2 separate regions of the Mus musculus genome follow, and region 1 is linked to region 2. A link is a loop called in an ENCODE intact Hi-C map of the cell type or tissue named here. Cell type or tissue: heart. All regions are shown on one strand.

What was found. Peaks named below come from ENCODE experiments on the same cell type or tissue, not always from the same donor. Only the 100,000 strongest peaks of a DNase experiment are listed, where the experiment ranks them.
Region 1: a loop joins it to region 2, with 2.0 times the contacts of the local background. A loop is called at or near these places in 8 of 42 quality-filtered maps.

What each region holds. Positions count from the first base shown.
Region 1 is chr12:104,764,249-104,772,248 of GRCm38, reverse strand. It overlaps Clmn (calmin), which reads left to right. Exons shown (of 14, transcript NM_053155.2): 14 at 286-8,000. The coding sequence ends at 457. Among named protein-coding and RNA genes, the nearest start is that of Dicer1, 16 kb to the right of the region's middle. In heart, CTCF peaks have their summits at 136 (motif pointing left) and 4,881 (motif pointing left); DNase peaks (open chromatin) are centred at 6,308 and 6,938; H3K27me3 peaks cover 420 bases.
Region 2 is chr12:104,820,090-104,828,089 of GRCm38, reverse strand. All of the region lies in intron 1 of Clmn (calmin), which reads left to right. Among named protein-coding and RNA genes, the nearest start is that of Clmn, 41 kb to the left of the region's middle. In heart, no CTCF peak of the experiment used is centred here; a DNase peak (open chromatin) is centred at 3,289; H3K27ac peaks cover 2,335 bases; H3K27me3 peaks cover 61 bases.

The DNA.
Region 1 (8,000 bases), 56 kb after region 2:
AGGAGACCTGGCTCAGCTCTATCATGAAGTAATTGTGTGGCCTTTGACAACTGCTGCCCAATGACTGTCACTGTGGTCATTTGTGAAATGGTTGGCATGGCTCCTTCTGTTAGGGAGTGGTGATGGAGCTCCCTCTCCTGGAACACACACACACAAATGGGGACCTCCCTGATGTATTATGGGAGCCTTTATCTGCGGATGGGTTGTGGGGTTGAGGTTCAGGATGGTCTTCCAATCATAGGGACCCCACCAATAACCATCCTGTCCCTTTCTTTCCTTCTGCAGGACTGGCACCAACTCCTCTGGAGAAGCTGTGCCCCTGGGGAACCAGAGCCCGCCCAACGACTCTCTGACGCAGTTTGTACAGCAGCCCGACGTGATATATTTCATTCTCTTCCTCTGGCTCCTCGTTTACTGCTTACTGCTCTTCCCACAGCTTGATGTCAGCCGGCTCTGAAACATGTGTCTGGAGAATAAAAAGACAGGACCCTGGCCAGGGCGGAGTCTTTCTACCGCATCTTACTGTCTGTTCAGGGTTGAGCCACCTGTGCAGAGATGGAAGACGGCAGAGGGAGCACAGGCCCCACACCCCCTGTTGCTGTCCGGTTCAGTCTTTGCTCACATGTCCTCTGATTCTCTAAGCCCCCCTCCCAGCCCCCCCCCCCCCCCGAGAGCATGCTTTCTTTCCAGACTGTGTGCTCCCAGCTCAGGTTTGAGGCTGGATCTGTGGACGCGATTCCTCCTTATGTGCCTTGTTTGGTCAGATGCGAGTCCTTACTAATGTGTACCCCAAACCTGGGTCTTAACATGTGCACATGCAGGTTCCTAAGGTCCTGGAGGAGCTTGAGTTACTTCCTTTTATCTCAGGGGAGGGCCTGCCCAACTCTGAGAAAGAGCGGAGTCTGTGGTAGGAAGAACGGTACCCTGTTTGCCTTCAAGTGTGAGTGTTTGAGCGATAACCTGCCCCAGCCTGGTCATCCATTGCTGGGGACTTAAACAGCACATACCTGCCCGTTCACTGGAAATTACACCCGGCCATTGGCAGACTCCAAAGAAGAGGGTGTTTCTGCCAGGTTTGTTGTGAGCTACAACCCATTCGTCTTTCACCTTGGTGTTCTTGGAGGGTTGCGTTTTTAATTCGCCTTTTTATTGATTGAATTGAGGTACGGCTCTAGTTTTAAAACCTGCCCATCAGTAGGACCTCCTATCAGATGAAAGCCAGTCTAGATTTGCATGCAAAGCAAGGCTCTGGCTGACTGGGGTAGCCCTGACTCTCCCTTCCTCTGCTGAGTCTTCTGTATGGAACCTGTCTTTTTTGAGGGGCTGCATGAGGTTGCCCCAGGGGGCTGGAAGTGGCCCAGCCAAAATAAGCTCCCACAAATGGTGGCGCTGGGAGGGTTTCTGCAGGTTTCTGGGCTCAGGAGGCATTCGTACCTTGGCACCAGCATCCTTTGCGGTCAACCAAACAGAGATCTTGCAAAGGCTTTCTGGAAAGGACCAGGGTATAGGCTGGGGCAGGCAGGTTGCAGGAAGAGAAAGGTTTCTTTTCTCACCCTCCTGTCTTCCTCGGCCCCTACCTACCCCAGTGTCCCCTGTCCACTTTGCGAAGGCTCAAGTCTGGCAAAGCTCCAGCTTCTTCTTGCCCTTGCTATCCCTCTCAAAAAGCACACACTAGCAGGGCGTGGTGACGCACGCCTTTAATCCCAGCACCCAGGAGGCAGAGACAGGCAGATTTCTGAGTTCGAGGCCAGCCTGGTCTATAAAGTGAGTTCCAGGACAGTCAGGGCTACACAGAGAAACCCTGTCTCGAACCCCCCCCCCAAAAAAAACACACTAGGCAGCCCTTATAAAACCACAAACCGTTAGTCCAGAATGGGCCTCAGGGAGCATCTCTGAACTCAGAGAGGCAGAACAGGCTGGCCAAGGTCACACAGCCTATCACAGACTGGTCACTAGCCCCCAGGCCACTTGGCCCCCGAGTCTGGAACTATTGCTTTTTCTTTGTAGAAAACGTCCAGCCAGGTACACAAATGTCCTCACTCAAACACAGCCGTCCTTTTTAGACCTTTTATTAACCTCCAAGCTTAGCCTGGGCTCCTTCTAGAATGTTCTTGACGGCTGTAAAGGCTTATGTGTTGGTTACTACTCTTGTTGCTGTGACAAAGCAACTGAGAAAACAACTTAAGAAGAAAGGAGAGGGTCTAGGGGCTCACAGCTCCAGGATGCGATCCATCATACAGCGGGCATCGTGGCAGCAGGAATGTGAGGGGGCTAGTCATGTTGTATCGGGAGGCAGAGGAAGGGGAAGGGGGGAAAGAGTGTGTGTTAGTTCAGGTTGGGACCCCCAGTCCAGGGGATGGTGCTGCCCACATTCAGGGCAAGCCTTGCCTCTTTCTGGAAAGACCCTCAGAGTCACTTCCAGAGGTGTGTTTCCATGGATACAATGGGAATGAGGCATCACATCTTGCATCTGACATGAACGCTGCTCTTCACCCAGGAGTCATTCTCCTTAAGCAAACCAACGACTCAGACAATTTACATAGCACATTGAGTCAGGACAGTTAAAAACTTGGCTTCTCAGCCATTTTGATTGGCGTCTGCCTCCCCCTCCCCCCAAAAAAGAATTGAAGCTTTCTAAGAGGAGAGAGGTTGGGGGCTTGGAACACTTCCAGGTTAAAGGCCCAAAGCTCCAAAGAAAGTGAACGACTTAATGAGCTCCCTGGTCCCATTGGAAGTTCAAAAGTACAGATGATAAAGGTTTTATGTGTGATGTTTTATGACCTCGCACACTGCAGGGTCCTTGCCCAGATGAGGTACCAAAGAGGAGCTGGCCCAGATGTGAATCGTTTATTTTATGGGTCTAGACCTTGGTCCGAAGTCTGCGCATACTGCTTCTCTCGCCTCCTGTGGCTTAGAACAGCCTTTAAAACTACTACAGGCAAGATGCCCAAGCATCATTCGGCTCAAACTGGCAGGAAGTTGCTAGTTGAAAGGGAAAAATAATCTCACTTGAGTGTAGGGGCATGTAGAAGAGACCACTTATGGAAAGCTGCTGGCAAGCTGTTGGTCACTCGACATCTTTTAAAAAATTTATTTTTAAAGAGTGAGTGAATGTGTGTGTGTGTGTGCGCGCGCGCGCGCATGAATGCAGGTACCCATGGAGGCCCTAAGAAGGCATCAGATCCCCTCTGTGGGTATGAAGAACTGAATCAGGGTCCAGTGCAAGAGCATCATGTGCGCTTAACTACTGAATCACGTCTCCAGCCTTGCTTAGTTAGCATCTATTAAATAAGAAAGTGCTGTAGGTTTGAAACAAGGGCAGCTGCCCCTGAGGCTCATTTGTGGTCATAGTCCCTTTTGTCTACCTTTCAGCTGTTTCTCCTACTATTCCCTTCTGTGTCCTCTCTTCCTCTTCCTTCTGTGTCCTCTCTTCCTCTTCCTTCTGTGTCCCCCCCCCCTCTGTCTGTTTTTCACCAACTTTTCGAGAAATGGAATGTGAGAAATAAAAAGCTTTAGTTTTGTTTTGTTTTGTTTTGTTTTGTTTTGTTCCATGACTTAACATGTCTGTCTCCTGCCCTACTGTGTGGCTGGGTGTAGCTCCGCAGGTGGCAACATAGCCCTTGCTGCTGCTTTCCAGTGGCAGACTTAAGATTCCGATGCCGTTTCTGCCCCATGCCTTTGTACAAGACAAGGACTCTCCCTTCCCTGGTTGACATCCCCAGTCTCCTTTCTCTTGGTGGCCTGACCTGAGTGTGTCCTGTCCTTTGCTGTGGCACCTATTCTGGGTCCTCATGGGAAACTCCTTAAATCCTCTTACAATTTCTTTCTTTCTGAGCCCCTGGCTGCCCCAGTATGGGGCCTCCCTGGCTTGTCTTCTAACGTTTTTTTGTCTCTTAAATCCCTCACCTCTGTCTGTATCTGCTTCTGAGGGGATTTGCTCCATCTTCTCTTTCCAAGAATGTTTTATTTTTAGCTTCTAAGACTTCTTCCTTGTTCTCTGAGTTTTGTTGTGTAGCCTCCTGTTCTTGGTTCAGGAGTGTGAGTCTTCTTTGTGGCTGACGCAGCTGTTTGGGGGGAGGGGGGACATTGTCTGCCCTCAGATGTGCCTTTGGGTCCTCTAAGGTCCATTTTTCTCGGTTGAGCTGGGTCGCTGTCTCTCACATTGTGCACAGATACCTGCATCTACTCATGTTTCAGGGCGATACACCCAGGAGCTGGCAGGATGTTCTGACAACCATCTGGTAAGGTTCTGTCCAGTGTCGCCCAGTGAGCTGGCTTAGCTCTGAGAGGCTGCCATGTCAGTAGTTAAATGTTTCTTCTGGGGCTTATTCCATTTCCTTACAGAGCTTCCTGCCACTCCTCTGCCTGGAAAAGAGGGATACACACAGGGCTGTTAGCCCATGTAGTACACTTGTGCAATACTAGTAGTGGTCCCCCTCTGGGCAGAAGCCACCCACCATCCATATTTGGTTTAGTTGGCAGAGGACAGCTGTTTTCTCTATCTCTGAGCAGACACAGCCCTCAGGTAAGACAAAGCATGGGTTTTAACCCCCACATGCTCCCTTGGCCAGGTGCCTTAGTGTCAAGCACAAACCATAGGATGGGACCCAGATACCCCTGAGTTCTGTGTTCTGGCCTTGAAGCAGGCAGTCTCAGGAATCACTGTGTAACCACTTGAAGCTGCTCCTGCCTTGCTTCTGTCCCTGGGCTGTGCCCTGCGAGTCCTCTATGAATAGGAGGCAAGACAGTCATCTGGCTGCAATGAGAGGGCAGGAGGCCCAAGAATCAGCGCTGTATCTCACCTTGCAGTCACCATCCCAACCCACAAGCTCATCTTGGGTGCCAAGCTGGGCAGCTCCTCATTGCTGCCCCCTGCAGGCACATGGTAGGGAGGACCCTTCCCTGCCTCTTTCTCAGTGGTCTTCTTCAGCTTTGAATGGGTGGTGCCTGTGGCCTTTGGCTTATCTTTTCCAGTCCGTGGCTCTGGAACTTTCTCTTCCTTTGCACTTCTTCCGACAGGGGAAGTAGGCAAGCACAGATGCTCTGTACCCCATCCTCTGTTTAGCTTTATTACTTTTCAGTTTCATTGTTTTGGGGGGGAGGGGTTGGAGGAGTGTGGTCTTACTAAATAGTCCAGGCTGGCCTTGAACTCTTGATCCTCTTTCCCCATCTTCCCAAGTACGAGGTTACCCCGGTGCTTGGCTTTTGTGTGCCATCTTGACCCATAAATGCCTTTGGGTTTTCTGGCTGGTGGGTTAGGTGGCTCGTGACCCCACTGACTTCACTGTGAACCTGTCTTGAATGAATCTGCTGAAGCTCTGAGACATGAAGGGCCCTGGGAGCATCGGGTGGCACAAGAACGCTGCGTTCACAGGTCACGGCTCAAGGTGTTCGCCTTTCTCCCTCCTTTCAAGTGTTTCCAGCTTCTCCCACAGAACACGTAGATCTCCCAAATCCTCGCCAGATGTGGTCTGTGTGGTCACATGGATTTTAGCCCTGCTGAACCCACACCCCAGCCCTGACTCTCATGTAGGGAACAGCTTATCCACACTAGCATTTGCCAGACAGCAGACAAGGTTCTCTACCAGCTGATGTCTGGAGTTTGGGTAGAATTTCCTCCTAAAAGCTGTGGCTTTTCCTAGCTGTTGGTGACAGGACCAGGGGACTACTGGTCAGGTGTGACTTTGGAGGAGGAATGTGCTTCAACAGACTCTCTAACCCAGGCTGTGTTTCTCCACAGCTGGGCTCAGCTCAAATCCAGCAGCCCACCTGCGCTGTAAGCCATGCACCTAGAAGCCAAGGACTCTCTAAGTCCTAGTCTGTTTGGTGGCATTGGGGGCCATGTGAAGGTCCAGAGGTCCAGCACCATCTTTAGAGAAGGTGTGGAGGACCATGAGTCTTCAGCTGCAGTACCAGTCCAGACAATTCAGTAAGATGTTAAAAAAAAAAAAAGGAAAGACTCAGTACCTATCTTGCCAGTGATTTGGGGATGGCTATTCCTTCCCAATTAAAGTTTGTATAAAACTCCAGCCACCCTCAGTGAGGCCTCTGAACACCTCTGGTGCACATCTCGCCAGAAGTCAGCCAACGAGTGGATAGGATTCCTTGGAAGAACATCATGAACCTGGCTTCCATGGTGAGAACTGTTGCCTTCTGTGGATGTCATTGGCTTGGTGATGTCCGCTCCTTCGTGTGAGTTCATCTTTTCCTCAAACTCCAGAGGGTTCAGTGTAGTCTGAGGTCTGGCCTCCCTCTCCGTCTTGCATGGAGACGCTGCCCTTGGGAATCTCCACTGGCTTTCCTGTCTGGACTCTTGATGAAGCAGATGCAGCATCCAGGGACTGCAGCTGAGTAGCGGCCAAGTCTTCTAGCCTTTTGTCCTGGTGAGGCAGCTGTTCTCATGAGCACATCTGGGATCTAGGTCGAGTAGAGACTGTTGGTGTCTTTTTCTTATTGGCTGAAAATTGCTATGGAGGTTTCCCTTACCCATCACCCCAGAGCACTGTGCCTCCTTCCCCGATGACGTTCACTTGACCATGGCTTCTGCCAGCTTCTCTCTAGCCCCACACTACCAGACTTAGCGTCAGCTGCCCAGTCTTAAATCTAGCAACTTTTACAAGAGGAAGTGTTAAGCCATTGTATACTTGTAAACTCACTTGGCCCTGCCAACAGTCCAGGAAAGTGTTTCCCTTCAGGAAAGATCAAAAAAAACCACTGGACAGAAAGATAAGGTGGTCACAGCCTAGAGCCAGCTAACTCTGACTTTTCGTGATTAACTTTACTGCTTAGAAAAACAAGGCAATACCCTGAGGAGACTCTGATTCTGGGGCACCAGTCCATTTGGGAGTTGTGGGTGGGATTCTCGGAGCCAGCCCTTCCTTACCCTGGTACCCTATCCCCACCCCACTGTCTTCCTGCCAAGTTTCTATGCTTTGACCCAACCTGTGTCATAACCGCTTAAGTCCCTGGGGAGCACATGATGCCCATGGTTGGCCTTTAGCTTGTAGCAGTAAAATCTCACATCCAAAATTGAACACACACCCCTCGGTAGCTTCAGTCAATACTGAGTCCTGTCCCCGGCTGCTCTCCCCAGTCTCCACCTCCAACTTATGTTTCTCAGAGAAAGAATTCAGGCTTTCTCCTTCAAACACAGACCTAGAGAAAGGGATGGGTTTAAAAGAACACAGTGGAAAACGTGTTCAACGCCAGCCCTGGTGATGCACACCCATAATGCTAGCTCTGAGGAATCTAGAGCAGGAAGGTTGCCAGCCAGGATTAAGAAGTGAAATCCTATCTCAAAACAAAACAAACTGGGCGGTGGTGGCGGCGGCGCACGCCTTTAGTCCCAGCACTCAGGAGGCAGAGGCAGGCAGATTTCTGAGTTCGAGGCCAGCCTGGTCTACAGAGTGAGTTTCAGGACAGCCAAGACTACACAGAGAAACCATGTCTTAAAAAACTTAACAAAACAAAACAAAAACAAAAAACCAAGACCCAAAAACAAAGGAAAGGAAAAACAACCCACAAAAATAAACTGTAAAAAAGGACTTTGGTTTTAGTGTGTGCGAATGTTTTGCCTGCGTGCACATATTTGTATTGTGTGTGCAGTGCCCTTGGAATGTAGAATAGGGTGCTGGAACCCCCGGAACTGGAGTTACGGATGGTTTTGAGCCACCCTGTGAATGCTGAGTGCCAAACCCAGGTTGTCTGTGAAACCTTCCAAATCATTAAAACGGGTAGAAGACCACAACTCCCTTGGATGAAGTTATAATCACAGGGATCCATTTTTTTTTAAGTTTAAAAGTCATGAATTTTGCATTGTTATTTTTTAAAAAGGAAGGGAGAAAAGATAGGAAACCCTTACTTGTTTCAGTGACCTCAAAAGTCAATAGGAACAGATTCCAAGGCTGCGTGGAAAGGACAGCCATAAAATGCCTGTGTTCTTAAACGCCGCATGAGGGTTGAAGCGTGTTTTATTTAAAGGAAATTTGGGGAGTTCCCAA
Region 2 (8,000 bases):
CAGAACTAGTGTGTGGCCTAGAATGTGGGGCCACAGTGTACCATAAGGCACGCCGCAGCCTGGGTAGCTTGGGCAGCCTTGTCCTCAGGCAGGGAGCAAAGAGGAGACCCCCAAGGAAGGGACTGTGAACACGCCATCGCCGTTAAAGATAGAGACAGAGCTGATGGGAGAGTTTGGCCAGCTGCCCAGTTCCTCTCCTCACTGCCCCCCTTTAAGTTCTGCAAGCTATTTGAAAGAGAAGACTAATTTGAATTAATGAGGTCTTGTTAAAATATTATGAACACTTGAGCAGATAATTATTCTCTGAACACAGTGTTTCCCATGGCACCTGCTGGGTCCGTGTCAAAGAACAAACTGTCTTTCTCAGGCTGTGTCCTTCACCTCTCGGAGAACACTTGAAGTCTGTTCGTGGTGGTGGTGGTGGTGGTGGTGGTGGTGGTGGTGGTGGTGGTGGTGGTGGTGGTTTTCTGTACCTGGGATGGAACACAGGGCCTTGTAAATGCTAGACAAGTGCTCTACCGCTAAGCCACATCACCAGCCCCAAATCCGTTCTTCATACAGGAGCAAATGGGAGCAGGAACCAAGCAGTATTGAAGATCCCTCTTTTGAGCAGGCGCCTGGGTGATGTTTGACTTGGATGGATGGAGCATGCGTGGGTCATCTGGTTATTCTAGCTTTAACTTTCTGTGACTCCCCAAATTCTACAGTAACTTCATCTCAGTGTGGACTTGATCGCATCTATGCAGTAGCCCTGTGTTGTTTGCGATCCAAAGAATCCACTGGGTGGCATGCAAGGCTCTCTCACCAGAATGGCCCCACCCTGGATGTGTCTGTCCCTCCTTCTCCATACCTACAAGGAATATGAGCTAATGGAGGATGGAGAAGGTACCGAGCTCTACACTTAGGACTTAGAATGTACCGAGCGACACACTTTCTGCTCTCTGGAGATGACACAGTCTTTAAGGAGGCTTCTTTGTCCTTAAGACCTGTGGACCCCCTCTAGGCTTTAAACCCCTGCCCCAACTGATCCCCAGGGAGCACCAGAGGCTCATGTGTCTGATTCCTTTTGCGCCCAGTGACACCCCTCCCCCATCTGTTGATTTCCCTGCCTAGCACGGCCCATGTTGCTCAGCTTGGTTTTTAAGGGAGTAATTGAGGAGCCTCCTGCCAGGCAGGAGTCCTGGGGTTCCTTCTGGTCATTTCTATGCTTGTATCCTTCTATGATGAGTGGATCTTAGAGAGAAGGAGGTAGACAAGGAGTCCCTGCTGGGTCTGGCCGGGAGCTGGAGGGCTGTCCCAGCAGGCTCATTCCCCAACAGGGACACCATGTGCCACAGTCCTAGCAGAGGTGCTGGGAGTGAATCTGCATGGTGTTTAGCACTGTCTTTATGTTGAGCTGCCAAAGCTGGCTTGGTGCCTTCGCTTCCTCTGTCTTTGTTGCTAACAGAACAGGATCCCTGGGCCCCACGAAGCCTTCATAAGCCCTGGCCAGCTGTGGGCTCCTGAGACTAAAGCTGGGTTTACTGTGGAGAGCAGCTCTCTGATGCTCTTCCTGACTGGGTCCAAATGGGTTCTTGGGGTCTTGGTTGGAGGCTAGCCATGGGGAGCAAAAATAAAGGGGTATCATTTCCTTTAGCAGGGTATGCCCAAAACTTTTTGATGTTCCAAGTGACATTGCCATCTTCAACGTTCATACTTAAGCTGTGTGGTTTGAGTTGTAAAAACAAAACAAAACAAAACAAAACAAAACAACAACAAAAAACAATAGCAAAGCCAACCTCAATCTTTTAAACACATTTATAAATTTGTGTTGGGCTGCATTCATAGCTGTTGTGGAGCATACATGGCCCGTGGCCCATGCGCTGACTGTATCTGCTAACCCCCTGTATAGCCGCTGTATATCCTAATGATTAAGAGTACTGCTGAAGGCGCTGGGGAGGTGGCTCCGTGTCTGAGAGCACTTTCTGCTCGTGCAGAGGTGCCAAGCTTGAATCCCAGCACCCATATCAGGCAGCTTCCAACCTCCTTAACTCTAGCTTTGTGGGATTTTATGCCCTCTTCTGGCCCCCACAGGTAGTACACATAAACACAGGCGCACACACACCCACACTATCTATCTATCTATCTATCTATCTATTTCTATTTCTATTTCTATTTCTATTTCTATTTCTATTTCTATTTCTATTTCTATTTCTATTTCTAATACTGCTCAAGACTAGGGAGAAGACTCAATCAGGAAAGTGCTTAAAGACCTGAGTTTGATCCCCTAAAACTCATGTTAATTAAAAACAAACATTGCATCCCTGTAATCCTGGCTTTATGGGTGGTGGGACATACATCCCTATGCCGTGCCCATTTCCTGGGGCTCAGTGGCTAGCCAGTCCAGCTGAGTGGGTAAGTTCGTGGGAACCCCAGAAGTGTAAGGTAGAAAGCGACTGGAGATGACACAGGACACCGACCTCTGGCCTCTATACACATGTGTACAGATGTGCACACATGGGCACATACACATACAGAACGCCTCTCTAGTCTCTGTCCTGCCCACCTGGGGCTGTGCGTCCATAGGTAAGACTTTTGTGTAAAGAGAGGCCAGGGTCATAATGCCTTGTAGGGTTAAAAGAGCTAGTATTCAAGGAATTGGCCTGATGACACACTTAACAAAGGACCCCCACTTCTGCTGTGACATTTGCTTCTAAAAGTCACCACAGAGAGGAAATGAGAGTTGGGGAAGGACGGCTGGGGCAGAACACTCAGAAATGTCTTCAGTGGTGTGAGTCTGTTTTTTTCTCTTTTAACTTTTTTTGATGGATCTTTGTGAATTTCACTCCAATCGTCTCCCTTCTCCTCATACCCACCCTCCACCCTTGCAAAGCCCCCAACAGAGCAAAAGAAAAAAAATCTCGTTGTGGCACAGTGTGTCCCACAGAACACCCCTTTGTCCACTCTTCTTCGTTTGCAAATCTTCATTGCAATGACTCCTGGGTCTGGAGCGAGGCCTCTGGCTTCTGCTTCACTATCAATTCTGGAACCTCACTGGGACTCCTCTCAGATACTCTCTTGCTGCCTGCCCCGTGTCATGGAGATCCTATAGTTTTGGATCTGTGGGACCAGCCCCTTCCGACAGTGGTACAATTCTTTAATTAAAAAAAAAAAGAAAAAAAAAAAGAACTACCTAGTTTTACACCTGCTAAGTGGTTAAGGAATCTATAAATACTAAGATAAACATGACACTCAGCCATAAAAGAGCTTTGGCTGTGCGCCTGGAAGGGTGTGGCACAGAGCCAGGGGACCTCTGCACTAGAAATGGGCATGGCAGGCTCTCAGCCCTGGAGGCTGAAAGTCTGAGATAAGTCTGATGGTGTCAGGGTCTGCTGAGGGCCTCTCTTTTTTCTTCCGGTTGGCTGTGTCCTCGCCTCCTCTCTACATAGGTGTCCTGTATGATCTGACATCTGTCTGTGACCATGTGCCCCATCTTAGGTCACTAGTCACATTGGCTTCAAGCCACCTGCAGGCTTTTCTGTCTTTAACCCTTTAACCACCTTGTTCAAGACCCTGTTTCCACACACAGTTCCTTCCATCTGAAGCTTCGGTATCTAGATTTGTTCATCTCAAGATATGGACGCGTGTGGCTTATAGTACACAGTGAACACCAAGGGGGCTGGTGGGTGTTTGAGGTAGCGTGTGTGCGTGGGTGCTTGTGTGCGCGCGCGTGTGTGTGTGTGTGTGTGTGTGTGTGTGTGTTAATCCTCACTCAGCTGCAGCCAGCCCCAAGTGCAGCTTTCTCAACACACCCAATGTTTTATTTTTAATGTATTACTAGCTGATTTAAATTTACATGGTGAGAATTAATGGAAGAGGAAAGGCATCAACACTGAAACGAAGCTCACGGGCAACGACGAAATGTGTAGGAATACCTAAAGCCAGAGCAGCAGGCTTTCAGGAGCACCACTGGTCTGAACAGGAAATGCACCTGAAACTGAGTCTGAACCTCATCCTAACAGAACAGAGTCAGGAGTTAGCTGGATCTCCTAGAGGCTTCTTACAGACAGAAATGTGCTTTAACCAGTCCCTAATGTGCGCTATGCTGAAGTTACCCATGATGCATCTGTGACACTGGAGGCAAACTTGTTTTTGATGAACATGTCTCCGCCTACTGTGATAGCTACCTAGTGTGTGCTGGGCACTGCTCAGTCTTCAGGCGACCGTGAGTCACCGTGCTAGATCTGTCCAGCGTACCCATGTGTTTCACTGAGAAGGAGAGGACAGTTGTGACAGTCACCCATCACCTGGATGGGCACAAAAGCTCCTGCCCAAGGCTTAGCTGACGGTGGTGCTGGGAAGGGGGTTTTCAGGCCCTCTTATGAGACTGAGTCTACCGTATGATGTCACCATGCAGAGTCCCAGGCTCGTCTCATAGTGTGGCTTTGGGTCTTGCACATGCCTGGGCCTGGGTAGCTGTATTAACTGTCAGCCAGGTCATTCTCGGATGTAACAGGACGAGACGAGGTGAGACTGCCCTCAGTTTCCCACCTGCCAGTGAGCATCCTGTCCATCCTTGTCATGGTGGTGGGTGAAATACATGACATGACATTTCCGTAGGGAGAATTGTCACCTCCAAGCTGACCTCAGCCTGTAGATGTCACAAGGATTATGCAGGGTGCCCAGGCCATGGAGTTAAATTGTGTGTACTCTTGCTCCCTAGTGGTGAGTCTTGGGTAGGTCCCAGCCTGAAGAAGTGAGCATTGTGGCTTTCATTTTTCAGATGTGGTACCCAGGCACCCACTAGGTCCCATCTGTCACTCAGGGCAGCGGAGAGTCCCATCCTTAGCTCCTTTCTTCTCTCCGATCCTAGTGGTTGTGGTTTCTGTAGGTGTGCTCCCTGGGGAAGTTTGTGTCCGGGATTGGGCTAGAGTTAACCAGATTGTCCTGGTTCAGAGCAATCTCCACACACCACCCTCATTTCTGACCCGACAGAGAGGTTCCTGGCATCAGCCTCAGCTAACAAATGCTTTTAGAAGGACTGAAAGTTCCACCTCACTGCCCTGATTCCTCACAGGGAAGGGAGAAAGTTCCATCGAGCCAAAGTGACGTCATGGAACAGACACAGGGAGGAGCCCAACAGAGGTCTGCCTTGTCTCTTCCTATGAGGCAGGTATACTGTACTTCTGCCATCGACATGTGACAGCAGAGTAGGGAGCAGGGAAGGGTCACTGGAGGTTATCAGGGCATTGCCTCTAAGGCTTGCTTGACAGACTGACTGTCACTCCAGACCCACCAAGACTATGACACAAAGCCTCCATCCTTGTGCATATAGTTGATCTTTCTGGAATGGCCAGTCGCCCTATGTGTGATCAGCCACCCAAAGCAAGAACTTGTCATTGGATGTGACTAAGATTAGCCAGGGTGGAGGCCCAGCTTCTCTTCAAGAAATACCCACTTCTTCACCACCCAGATAGGTTGAAGGGATGGCCTTTGGTTGGATGGTGGCTACACAGGCAATGGCTAGGCCCAGGGCTGGGCCAGTCACTCTCCATATTCAGCTGTGTGCCTATTCTGAGCCATTTGCAGGCACCAGCTCTCATTCTCTGTCCCTCTGACTATTCCCTGATGTTCCGGGGCTATCATTAGCACTGCCAGGACCCAGAGGGGAAGCAACCTGCCAACCATCACAGAGCCAGCCAGGGGTGGCAGCTGGGCCACCCTGTTCCAGAATGCCCGCTCTTTTGACCCCTTTCTCACACCTGCCTGATTTGCTTGTTAAACTTTAAAAAACATTAATTAGTGGCCGCTGCCACGTCAGATGGCCTGCTCAGCACCCCTGGAGTTCCTTCGGTAATTTCCGGTCTCTCGGAGAAAGAAGGACCACCCTGAGTCCACAGGTCTTAGGTCTCATGGCCATCGTTGCCTAGGGCTTGAAGGAGGAGAAATGAGGCCAGAGAACAGGCTGGAGGGAAGTTATTTTTCAATCAAGTTGGGCTTTGCCTTGCTAATCCTTCTCCTCTGCAGGGGCCAAGGGCAGACAGCTCTTCCCAGCATGGGGACAGCTTTGGCCCTGAGATTGGGACCTCCCCCCCCCCAATCTGCAATAAACAGAAGAATGTGTCTCAAAAGACACCCAGCTGCTCCTAATGAAACTAAGAGCTGAGAAGTGGAGAGAGGGAGAGAGAAAGAGAGGGAGAGACAGAGACAGAGACAGAGAGACTGACTGTCAGCCAGGAAAAGCCCAAGATCCTCTGGGTGACACCAATCCCTCCAACAACTGGGAATCTGTTCAAGACCTTTTGAATGGAGTTTTTCCCTGTGTGGGCCTGGGCACTAAGTTCCCTTGCAGGTCCCAGTCTCAGGTTCTTCCTATGTGATGTGGAGATCATAACATACATCTCAGAAATGCATATGCACATGGCGTGCTGAAAACACATGTTCCACACATGCCTTCACAGTACACACAACTTAAACACGTGTTCTGGGTTCCGTACCCGAGGCTCTTAGAGGATTTGAAGTTTACATTCAAGGTCCTCTTTATCATAGATGTGTTCTGTTTATGAAAATGAAGGTATTCCAAACCAAAGAAGCTTGGAGCAAATGTGTTTTAAAGAGTGCAGAGACTGGGCTGGCTCAGGGGGCAAAGGCCTTGATATTGTCAGCGTGAAAACCCAAATTCAATCTATCAGAACCCACATTTTACAAAAAAAAAAGAAAACCCAAAAAAAAACCAAAAAAAAAACTCGACAGGTATGGTAGTGTGCGTTTGTCATCCCTGCGTTGAGATAGAGAGAGATGGGATCCCCGGGTCCTCACTGGCCAGCCTGGCCATATTGTCAAGTCCCAGGTAGAAAGTGAGAGACCTGTCTTAAACAACAACAACACCCAAACCCCAAAAAACAAGGTACAACACCTGATGTTGAACCCTGGCTGCCACACATGTGCACATACGCATGTGCACCAATGCATACACATATATACACGCATACACATATACATGTGCACCAATGCTCAAACATGAATACACATATACACATATGCATGCCCACCAATGCACACACAGGTATACACACATACACATATTCATGTGCACCAGTGCTCAAACATGTGTACACGCAAACACATATGCATGCATACCAATGCACGCACATGTATACATACATATATACATACACACACACACACTGTTTCTTTTAAAAAACAGTGAAAAGCCTCCTCGAGTAGAAGTCAAGTCCCGTTTTACTCTATATATTTTACTGGCTCTGAGACAAGAGTCATTTCCCAGTGGAATAATGAGATTCCATCCACAAAATAGCCGTCAAATGCAGTTGTAAAGCTTTTCCAAATGCAAGATGGCGGAAGTGTTTTATTCTCATCCCCTGAAAACCAAGATGCCATCGGCTGTGGCCTTCGCCTCCTTTCCTGACAGGAGATCAGCTCACTGTGCATACCAAATGCACAAACCTCACCACATGGCAAACAGCAAGGAACACTCAGCAATCTGGAGGTCAGGGGGGGGCGTTTGGTTTCCCGGGGTCCCTTGAACAGACTTCCTGTGCCGTCTCTGAGGACTAGCCTCTAATGCCTTTTCAAGGTCTCTCGGTCCCTGCCACCTCTCCTGGTGCCTGTCCTTGCTATTCCACCCGCCCCACCTGCTTATTCCCATACAAACCCTGCATCATGGTCCAGAGTTGCTGGCTTAGCCCCCTGTTTCTTGAGGCCCCAGGCAATATCCAGGATTTACGAGTCCTGCGAATGAGAGATCTCCTTCCTTCCTTCTTTCTTTCGTTCTTTGCTTCCAAGGCTGGAGACTAGCTAGCTGATGTAAGAGGGTGATCTGGGTGGCTCCCCGACCCTGGGCTGTCCAGGATTCGTCATCATTTGTATCCAGCTTTCAGCTCAGTATTTGCTGAAGCTGCTGACATTGTGGGCAGAATATAGTTGTTGTAAGGACTTAAAAGGAGAGACACCATTCCTGACAGCCTGTTGCCTGTGGCTGGACTACTGAATCATCTTAT